Linked DNA regions of Homo sapiens: region 1 is linked to region 2. The links are chromatin loops, found by intact Hi-C in ENCODE. Cell type or tissue: CD14-positive monocyte. All regions are shown on one strand. Each heading gives the region's core, and the rest is flanking DNA. Links, peaks and the distances in the headings are about the cores only.

The links. Hi-C counts contacts between places; a loop is a spot of excess contacts. Peaks named below come from ENCODE experiments on the same cell type or tissue, not always from the same donor. Only the 100,000 strongest peaks of a DNase experiment are listed, where the experiment ranks them.
Region 1: a loop joins it to region 2, with 2.9 times the contacts of the local background. A loop is called at or near these places in 1 of 110 quality-filtered maps.

Annotation. Positions count from the first base shown.
Region 1 is chr20:9,456,326-9,461,707 of GRCh38, forward strand. PLCB4 (phospholipase C beta 4) reads left to right here. Exons shown (of 40, transcript NM_001377142.1): 34 at 1,089-1,164; 35 at 3,310-3,485. Among named protein-coding and RNA genes, the nearest start is that of LAMP5, 56 kb to the right of the region's middle. In CD14-positive monocyte, for the core only: CTCF peaks have their summits at 2,190 and 2,402; DNase peaks (open chromatin) are centred at 916 and 2,326; H3K4me3 peaks cover 542 bases.
Region 2 is chr20:9,501,510-9,506,891 of GRCh38, forward strand. It overlaps LAMP5-AS1 (LAMP5 antisense RNA 1), which reads right to left. Exons shown (of 5, transcript NR_109957.1): 4 at 4,701-4,828; 5 at 3,671-4,614. Among named protein-coding and RNA genes, the nearest start is that of LAMP5, 10 kb to the right of the region's middle. In CD14-positive monocyte, for the core only: no CTCF peak of the experiment used is centred there; a DNase peak (open chromatin) is centred at 2,562; H3K4me3 peaks cover 1,017 bases; H3K27me3 peaks cover 1,493 bases.

The DNA.
Region 1 (5,382 bases), core at 209-5,208, 45 kb before region 2:
TGGCTAATGACTACCTCTCATATGCTTTCCACTCAAGGATCTTTAAGGTGATGGTAAAAAGATGAATGGGGGAACAAGGGAAGACAAGCTAAAGTTGGGAAAATTCTAAATTACAGAAATTATTTTGCATAGCCCGAATATAAAGAAGGTTGATGCACTAGAAAGGGGAAAATAAAATCTTGATTTTCAAATAAATATTACAAGTGCATGCCCTTATGCCCTCAGATGAGAGTGTTGAATAAAACCTCTCATTGCATTTACTGTGAAAGATTTGTCTAGAATTAAGTCACGGGAATGTTTCGGCAGTGCTGCAAACTTATTGAATAACAGAAGAGAGAAGAAACTTGCTCAGTGCCAGCCATTGAGAAGTGCTAGATTTGATGCGAGACCTTGCATTTTTAGAGTAATGCTTCTCTCACAGGAACTTGGAATTATATTATAAGGAAGCATTCTGACTTGAGCTATAATAACCTAGAGTATACATGCTGAAGATGAAGCTCAGGACCTGTTCTTGTTTCAGCAGCGATGTGGATATTCCAAAAGGAAGACATAATCACTGAAATAAGCAGTAATAGTTGCTGGGCACTCGCCTAGCATATATTTCCTACTCACAATAGAATAAGAAGCAAAAATTGCCCTGTGGTGCCAAGGATTGCTATTTTCTCCTTCACTGGCATATTTAAAAGACAAAAATCTGGCTTTATAATGAAATGGAAGAATGAAAAATTCACTTCAAGTCTGAGGACCTATTTTCCAGTTTTCATCCCAAATAATATTTTATTGAATAAGTGAAAAATAGCTTGAGAAAAACAGGAACCAAAATGGAAACTGACAACAGCCCCTTAATGATGAAATAATTGTTAGGTTTGAAGTGCCTCTTTGTATAGTGGTTGAATTGAGTAATCATGAAACAGATAATATTTTGTAAGGTGTGAATCTATTACTAGAAAGACCAGTGTTGCCCAATGAGCCATGACATCTCATATTTGATGAATATATTATCTTCATCAGAAAGCTTTGTAGCAAAGACCCATGGGAATGGGAAAATATCTAATTTCTGGCATGCATTTGCAACTTTCCATTTTCAGGGGAAGTAATTGTCTCGAAATGAAAAAAGAAACAGAAATCAAAATTCAGACGCTGACATCAGATCACAAATCTAAGGTAAGAAAATGCCCATTTTTACAGCAGTGACTTGCAGAAGACACTTTGTAATTTTTTAGAAGGAGTACCTAGTGTAAATTAGAAATAACAGTAGCCCAGAGCTGGTCTAGTAGCCTGCAGCTGATCTGGGATGTCAGGGGAGCCCAGGGTTCATGTTTGCCTCAGACTCACTGGCTTTAAGAAGAGCCATTTCATGGAACATCTTCTTTTGTCTTGTCTGTTGAACTATGCTAACAATATTTATGTTGCCTGCCTCAGAGGCATCAAGGAAAATAATAAATGAAGATACTAAAAGGAAATATTATATAAAATACAGAATATACTTCCCTATAGAAATAACATTAAACATAGGACAGAAAACCGCCCAAATTGGGAGGTGATACTTACTCCATCCTAACTTTACATGGAAATTTGGAATGAGAAAAAATTAAGAGCTGATATTCTAAAAGAGAAGCCTAATTACTCACATTTTCTTAAAGACAGGAGAAAATAGGAGCTTGAGAGACTTTAATCAACTTTGTGGGCATTTGGAGAACTAAGTGTTAAGTCCCAGTTAAGAATGAAAACAATTCTTCCAGCAATGATAGTTTTTAAATGAAAAGGAAAAAAAAAGAAAAAAAAAACCAACAACAACTGTTAAAGAAAGCTCCCAAAAATAGCTGTGGTTGAACCAGCCAGCCTCATCTATCTATATGCAGCTGTGTCATCTGGCCTAATGGCCCTGCTGCATGCATGGAGCAGGCAAGATGTTCAAGATGTTCTTGGTAGCTGTATGTTTTGTAGGGCATGAACTCTATAGAGGCAGTAAGGCATGTGTCTTTAAGAGTTATTCCCCACTCTCTCTCTTCTTAACTGGAATGTTTGAGAATTAGTAGTTGTGCAAACTGTCATGATTCTTAGATGCTTGGCATCAATAAGAAAAGCCTTGGCAACAGTATCAGTTTGCTTTTGCTATATAATGAACTGTGTCAAAGAAGAGCACATTGAAACAACTACTACAGTTTATTAGGTCACAATTCAGTGGGTCAGAAATTTGGGCCATACTTCTGCTGATTTTGGCTGGAGACACTTGTGTATCTACTGTCAGCAGGGGGCGTATGGCCTTACTTATGTATCTGGTAGTTGTCTGGCTGTTGCTTGTTTTCCTACATGACCTATCAACCTCCAGCAGGCTAGCACAGGCTCAGTCAGAGGGTAGCCACAGGGATCCCAGCATAGCAGAAGGGCAAGTACTTTCCAGCCTCTGCTTGCATCACATTTGCTACTATCTCATTGGCTAAAGCAAGTCACAGGTCACCCAGCTTCAAGGAGCTGGAGAAACAGACTCCAGCTCTTGACAAGAGGCACTGCAAAACCCCACTGCAAAGAGCTTGGATATTGGGTGGGGAGGACTTTCTACCCTAGTGTCTATCAGGGTTGACACAGTAAGTCATGATCCAGAAATAAAAGAACACACAGCTCTCTATTCAGACATGTGGGCTTGTGGACATGAAGCTGGAGAAACATAAGGTGATAAAGAAAATCCTGATGGAATTGGTAAAAGAGCCTAAGGCCCACACAAATCAGAGTGTTGGCTGAGTGTGGTGGCTCACGCCTGTAATCCCGGCACTCTGGGAGGCCGAGGCAGGTGGATCACCTGAGATCGGGAGTTTGAGACCAGCCTGGCCAACATGGTGAAACCCTGTCTCTAGTAAAAATACAAAAATTAGCTGGGCATGGTGGCACGCATCTGTAATCCCAGCTACTTGGGAAGCTGAGGCAGGAGAATCGCTTGAACCCAGGAGGTGGAGGTTGCAGTGAGCTGAGATCATGCCACTGCACTCCAGCCTGGGCAACAGAGGCAGACTCTATCTAAAAAAACAAAACAAACAAACAAAAAACAAAACAGAGTGTTGCTAAGTGAGGCAGTAAAATAAGGGTTCACAGTTAACTATTCAGAGCCAAAGCAATTGATTTATTTTGATAAGCAATAACTTCCTGCTTCCCATTGATTAATACATATTATTTTTTGGTGGTTATAGGTGTCTCATGATTCACCAATTAAGTTGGTGGGAGGAACCTGAAATACCTGAATAATGTTGTGCTTTTGGGTTCATACCTGACCTATGAGGATTACAATGGCACCGTCCCCTTTTTCCCAAACAGGTCAAAGAGATTGTAGCACAGCACACAAAGGAATGGTCAGAAATGATCAATACCCACAGTGCTGAGGAGCAAGAAATCCGAGACCTGCACCTCAGCCAGCAGTGTGAGCTGCTGAAAAAGCTACTCATCAATGCCCACGAGCAGCAAACCCAGCAGCTGAAACTGTCCCATGACAGGTGGGGGAATTGCCGTCTCCAGAGTAAACATCTAATATTTAAAAACAAAAGCTGATTTTGTGTGTATAAGAGAGCCAAGGTAATAAGTGAAATCAATTTGACGTACAACATGTAGCTCTTTTGTGTATCTCATCATATGGCTGATTATGAGCAAGATGAGCTATAAGAAATGGCACCCAGGGGCCAGGTGCAGTGGCTCACACCTGTAATCCCAGTGCTTTGAGAGGCCAAGACAGGAGGATTACTTGAGCCCAGGACTTCAAGACATAGCAAGACCCCATCTCTATTTTGAAAAAAGAAATGGCCCCTGCCATCAGAGGGCTTACAGGTGTTGGCAAGATACAACACCCATATGAACAGTTAAGTCAGATAACAAAGTAGCATATGACACATATTTTAAAATGTCATGGGCACTAAAGGCATCCAGCTCAGAGGAGCTCTACCTTTTCAGAGTGGTCATGGAGACTTTTCAAAATGGTAGGGCTGGAACTGGCCTTTGGAGAATGATCTGGAGTCTCTTAGGTAGAAAAGACACACAGAGAGATAAAGACCAATCAGTTCAGCTCCTAGAGTGACCAGGTTCTGATCATTTAATAGCTACCTGTGGAGAGAGTCTCCATTTCCCTTCCTTACAGTGTTAGGACTTCTGTGAATTTTGAAAAGATAAGCCTGATTAAAAAACAGCAAAGTATCAGTTTATTTTGGCCTGTGCCCACTTCAGCAAAGTGAATATTGCATTTGAAATACTGCAAGCCATGAGCTGGACTTATCCCTGAGCAGAAGAAGGTTGGTGTTTGTTACATCTTTTTATCATAGCTCGGTTGCAGCTTGCTTGGTTCTCACTTAGTGCCTACCGTATGCCACAGTTAGGGTCTCTTGAGACACAACAAGAGTAGAAAATAGAAGCATTATACAAATAAATCAAACAAAAAAATGTGTTTAATGCCAACTGCATAAGTTATCTGGCTGCATGCCCAAATTCCCAACATTACTTTGGAGTGACAGATACTGCCACAAGAACAAAGTGTTTTTGCCCTGGTTTCCCATTCTCATTTGAGGCAACTAAATGCAGTCTCCCATGCTCCATTTTCTGTGGGATAATGTGCTGTACCCCCATGCATTTTAAAGCATTCTATTTCGTCCTATAGGATTAGAAGTTGTCTTTTCTTTTTTCCTTAGAAATGCTCTTGATTCACTATGCAGAAAGTTGTGTTCATCATTCTGCCTTTGATGATTGCTACAATGCCAGATTTTAGGTGCCTACCCTTATTCAAAGATACTTCACGGAATACAGCATGGCACTTGTCTAATCTTCTTTTACATTGTTGAATAAAGAGAAAAACATTAGCTCACAACAGTAGGCATTATCTGAAAGGAAAAAACAAAATATACTAATTCTTGAATTGCTTAGGAAGTCATTTGAAGAGATCATGACCTAGTTACTAAAATACTTTAAAAAATAAATCCATGGGCTTCATTCCAAGATGGCTGAATAAGAACAGGTCCAGTCTGCAGCTCCTAGCATGATCGATGCAGAAGATGGGTGATTTCTGCATTTCCAACTGAGGTACCTGGTTCATCTCATTGGAACTGGTTGGACAGTGGGTGCAGCCCAAGAAGTGTGAGCCAAAGCAGGGTGGGGTGTCACCTCACCCAGGAAGCACAAGGGGTCAGGGGACTTCCCTTTCCTAGCCAAAGGAAGCCGTGACAGACTGTCTCTGGAAAAACAGGACACTTCTGCCCAAATACTGTGCTTTTCCCAAGGTCTTAGCAACCGGCAGACAAGGCGATTCTCTCCTGTGCCTGGCTTGGCAGGTTCCACGCCCATGTAGCCAGGCTCACTGCTAGTGCAGCAGTCAGATCGAACCGTGAGGCAGCAACCTGGCTGGGGTAGGAG
Region 2 (5,382 bases), core at 130-5,129:
TGATTACAATGTATTTCCACTTCATGCCCATGCTGGCATTACTGACTCCTGGAAATAACAAAGCAATGTGATAGAGAAGTGTAAATTCAGGAAATACTGTTTTCCGTCTGTGGTGTTGCAGGCTTTATGACAGGTGTTGGGGATACAGATAAATATGGTCCTTGCCCTCAAGGAGTTCTCAACTAGCAGGAAGCACAGAAAAATAACCACAATATAAAGCTATAAAGGTACAGTCACAGGTGTATGAAATGTATTATTGTAGCCACATAAGAAGGAGTAATATCTGTGTTTATTTATACTCCTGTCAAACCCTATTTCAAATTTCATTCTCTTGGAGGGAAGTAATGAGCAGTCTTTTAGCAGTAATTGGGTTGGACTATTTGTCTGTGAGAAGTACATCTACCATATGGTTTCTGATCTTGATATTTTATCAAATCTCCAATTGCCAAGGTACTTTAGATTCCAGGTCACACGTCGGACATTCTTAAGAAATGGGACATAAAACATGGCCTAAAGGTTACATATTCTGCTACTAATGTCATTTTTTAAATAATAATGCATCAAAGCACTTGAATGCTAGGACAAGATGCCCAGCAAATGCAACTTGCTACTCTGTTCCAACTTGTGACACTTACAAACCTGTAACATGGATTTCCGCCCTCATTTTTTTTGTTCTTTTTGAGATGGAGTTTCTCACTGTCGTCCAGGCTGGAGTGCAGTGGCATGATCTCTGCTCACTGCAGCCTCTCCCAGATTCAAGCAATTCTCCTGCCTCAGCCTTCTGAGTAACTGGGATTACAGGCGTCCACCACCATGCCTGGCTAATTTTTTGTATTTTTAGTAGAGACTAGGTTTCACTATGTTGGCCAGGCTGGTCTTGAACTCCTAACCTCCTGATCTGCCTGCCTTGGCCTTCCAAAGTGCTGGGATTACAGGCATGAGCCACCGCACCTGGCCTCCTCCATCATCTTTTAAAAGATGTGGAAGGTGAGCTGATTCCCAGCTGGCTTTAAGTGCAGCTGAGTCAAGTAATCAAAGTCCTGTGGCCCTGATTTCTCTCTCTTAGTACTGATTTTCTCTATGTTACTGGAAACTCTGTTTCCTCATGGTGGAAGCTTAAGTTGTCACCTTCTGGCAGCTCCAGACCTTACATCCTCTTAGCCAAGTCCTGAGAAGAACAAGAATATCTTTCCCACAAGCTCTGAGAAATGCTTTATCCTTCCTCATAAGGTCAGATATTGATCCCTATACCAGTAATCAGTGCAGATTCAACATCGCCAGAATTCTATGCAATGAGAGTTGGGGATAGTATTTCCTTTGAGAGAAATAGAGTATGGGTAAAGGAAGTAGTAGTACATACCTGCGGTGGGGCAAGAGCAAAACAGATGTCTACTAAATCTCCTATCAAAACATGAACTTGATTGGTCATCACACCAGTAATGGAATGGCCCCTGCCTCATAGCTCCTGAATGACTGACATACTCCTGCCTCTTTTGTCCTGTCCTCACTTTTCTCATACACCCAGCTTCATATGCTATGGACTGAATTGTGTCCCCTCAAAATTAATATGTTGAAACCCTAATCCCCAAAGTGATGAGTACTTGAAGATTGGGTTTTGGGGAGATAATTAGGTTTAGATGATGTCACAAGGGTGGGGCCATGTGAGGACATATACAGAAGGCAACATGTGGCTTATTCAGCAATCCAGGAAGAGAACCCTCAGCAGAACCTGACCATGCTGGTACCCTGAGCTTGGACTTCCAGCCTCCAGAACAGAACGATGAGAAAGAAATCTCTGTTGTTTAAGCCACCCAGTCTATGACATTTTGTTATGGCAACCCAAGCAGACTAGTACACCATAGAAAGGCAAAATTATTTGGACATTCTGGTTTACGCACGCTTCTGGAAATTTGCAAGGGAACAGTGAAACTCAATTCTACTTTTTGTTCTAGTTGAAGTAATTGTTGAGACCTGCACTGTCTAATACAGAAGCCTCCAGACACTTGTGGCACTTGAGCATTTGAAATATAGCTATTCCATATTAGAAACACCAGACTTCAAAGACTTAATAAAAAATGTAAAATAGCTCATGTAAACTAAAAGTCCTAAGCCCTCCTCCACCAACTGAATGGACACCCTCTTGGCTAAGACCGACTGCAGAGAAACCTTAAAAACTAAGTTCCCGGCCACGTTGGGACAAGAGGTCAGATACGCCTTCTTATTTCCCTTCCCTTTTGTGGTTTAGGCACAATAACTGACCATAATTAATGTTAAAATAGAGGTCATAAGACTGACAGAATGGACTCTTTGTGGTAAGAAAACACCAAATTACAAACAGGACTTCCCATGCCAGGCAAGAGTTATCATGCACCACCCCCCGCCCCCCCAACACACTTAAAGAATAAACCAGGTTCTAATTGCCAAGGTTTTTTCCTTTTCTCCTTGCAGCTAAACAAGCACTGGCCTCAAGAGAAGCAATATTAAAACAATTTGCAGCTCACCACCAGCCGCTGACTAACGGCGCCCCCCTGTTCCAACAGCCATAACTACAGCTTTGATTGGACAAGAGGCTGATTTCAGTTAACTTCCTCCTGATGAGAAAACCACAGCCATGGACTGATTCTGGCCGGTTTACAGAGGCTGTGTACTTGGTTGCCTTTGTGTCCTAAAAAGGAGGTGTAGGGCCTAATTGTAATACATGTAAATGTTAATTCTCCACCCCAAAGCACACATGGTTATATGTTACCTGCATGTTTGTTCAGTACACATGCCTCAGGACCACCTTCATGAGTATTTGAAGCTCTTCGTATAACCTGTTGACTATGTATGTTTGGCCAACCTGTTCAACTAAAATTTCTGTCTAATTCCTCTCTCCCTCAAAGTGCCTATTTCTGGTCTTTGCTGGAAGCTACACTTCCCAGCTGGTAGGATGGCCACTTGGCAGGCTGTAAACTTTTACAAGAAATAAAGTCTCCTTTTCGAAATGTATAGATCTTGTGATTTTTCAGTTAACCCTCACTGCATATTTGTTCTTGATTAGATGTTGAGAAAAATATTTTGGATATATTTGGTTAATTAAAATACATTATTAAAATTAATTTTACCTGTTTCTTTTTTTACTTTTTAAAATGTACCTACAGGATATTTTAAATTATGTTAAATTATGTGTGTGTTTCGCATTGCATTTCTAAGGGACAGTGTTGCCATTGAGATTCCTGAGATGCTCTGAGTCAACCATTCATTTCACACTCTGGTTCTCAAGGTGTCGTCCCCTCTGACTTGAAGCATCAGTACTACTTAGGAACTTGTTAGATACACAAATACACCACCACACCTCAAACCTACAGAATCAGCATCTCTGGGTGGGATCAGAGCTGAGCACACCCTTCATACTAGTGCTTCTGAAACTGATGGACCTGGAATGGGATTACTGGACTTGGCAAAATTAACCTTTGCAAGAGGGTCAGGTTTACTGAATTGCAAAGCAATTTAAAATATAGGATTTTGTGCCAAAAATGTTCAAAACTAGACAAGAATATTGAAGCAAAGCGAGCTGTTGTGCTCTGGAAGAGGGCTGCTTGGCTTGGCGAGGGTTTTGGGTCGTAGGGTGAGATAAATAAGTAATCAAGCCCTTCTACCATTTAGTTGAAAATGAGAGATTGGGGGATTTGACCTCATAAACTAATATTTATTGAATTTGATTTTAAACATTTGATTCTAAATCCTCACAAACACCCTTTGTGGTGGGCACTATTATCAACTTCATTTTGTGGGTAAGGAAACCGAGGCACAGCGAAGCTGATTAGCCATACTTGGCTAATTAAGTATGGTTCAAGGCCATACTTGCTGGAGTCAGAATGACTCAGGCTACAGAATGTCAGGCTACAGAATGAATCAGGCTACAGAGAGCAGTGGGCTTAACACTGCACATATTGTCTTGCCCAGGCTAGACAGATTAGCTAATCTAACTAATCTGTAAAGTGGGTATTTCTACACTAGTCATTCCTGGCTGCCATTAAAATCACCTGGAGACACCCAAAACACACACTCCTGCCTAGGCTCCAGCAAACCAGAGATTCTGATTCCATTGGTCTGAATGCACTCAGGAGTGCATAAGAGCCCCCCAGGACCTCCAAAACAGCTCCCACTTGACAGGTGATGAAGAGGAGGCTGGGAGGAACAGGGTTGAACAGGTTGTCAATGGCTAAACTCAGGTTCTGTAAATTGGGCAAGGGCTTCTCCAACCAGACTGTACACAGTCCTTGGATATCTCTCAGATGCACGTTCCGATGCAGTAGGGCTGGATGAGGCCTGCAATCCTGCAGTCTCCAAGGGACAGTGATGCTACTGGTCTCAGAACCACACTTTGGATTTTGGACGGCACTTTGTCAGATGTCCCGAACCATGTGGTGTTTCCTGGCCAGCTAGAGAGCTGGGGCTTTCCTGACAGACTGGTCTGGGAGAACGTATTCTGCTGAGGTGCACCCAGATTTGGGATTCTTTAAGATCCCAGGTTTGAGATCCGTTCAGTGATCTCCAAGACCCAGCTAAGGAGGTAGGCCTTGGAGCGGAGTTGGAGTTCCACTTCTTGAGATGGAGGAAGATTCTAGGAAGCTGAAAGGAAAAAACTCATGGTTACTGCCCAGAGGCAGGAATCGCCGCAACACCACCCTTCTCCAGTTCGTCTGCTCTCCTCTCACCCAAGCTCAGCCTCTGGCTTCCCACTCTTCTCATTCCCTCTGACTCCAGCCTGAGCCATGGGGTGGGGTGTCAGGACAGGGACAAGCAGCCTCTCCCTCCCAGGGGATGCACGACTTTCTTCGTCTTGCTGGAGGGTCAGACAGAAGGAATTCAAGCATTTTGATGCGCATTTCTCCCTCACCCTTCTACAACCCTCCCTCACCACTGCCCCGACTTTCAATACCAGTTCTGCCTCCTTCCTCCAAACTGGTTGGCGTGGCACGGGGTTGGCCCTTGGCTTCGCAGTGCCCGGAGGTTCGGAGCGAGCACTGGACCAGAGCCCAAGTTCCCAAGTTCCCATTCCACGGGGAGATGCGGACTTTAGGTGGACCCGGAATGGAAGGAGGGTTTTTGCTGCCCGCATGCCCCCAGGGCTCTTTCCGGGAAATAGAAGGGCGAGTCCTTTGCTTCCGCAGCGTCCGGTGGGAAAAGATGCCACGTGGCGCGGTGCGGGCGGACTCAGAGGCCCCAGGCGCCCCCGGGAACTGCCACTTACTCAGGGCCCGCGGTCCCTGGCGAAAACGGGCGTGGCGCCAGTGCTCAGACCGTGAAGTGGAAAAACGGATCATAACCTCGCGTTAAGGGGAAATTCAGGTTTTTTTCTCTGAGAAATGTATCCTTCCCTAACCAAAATCCAGCACC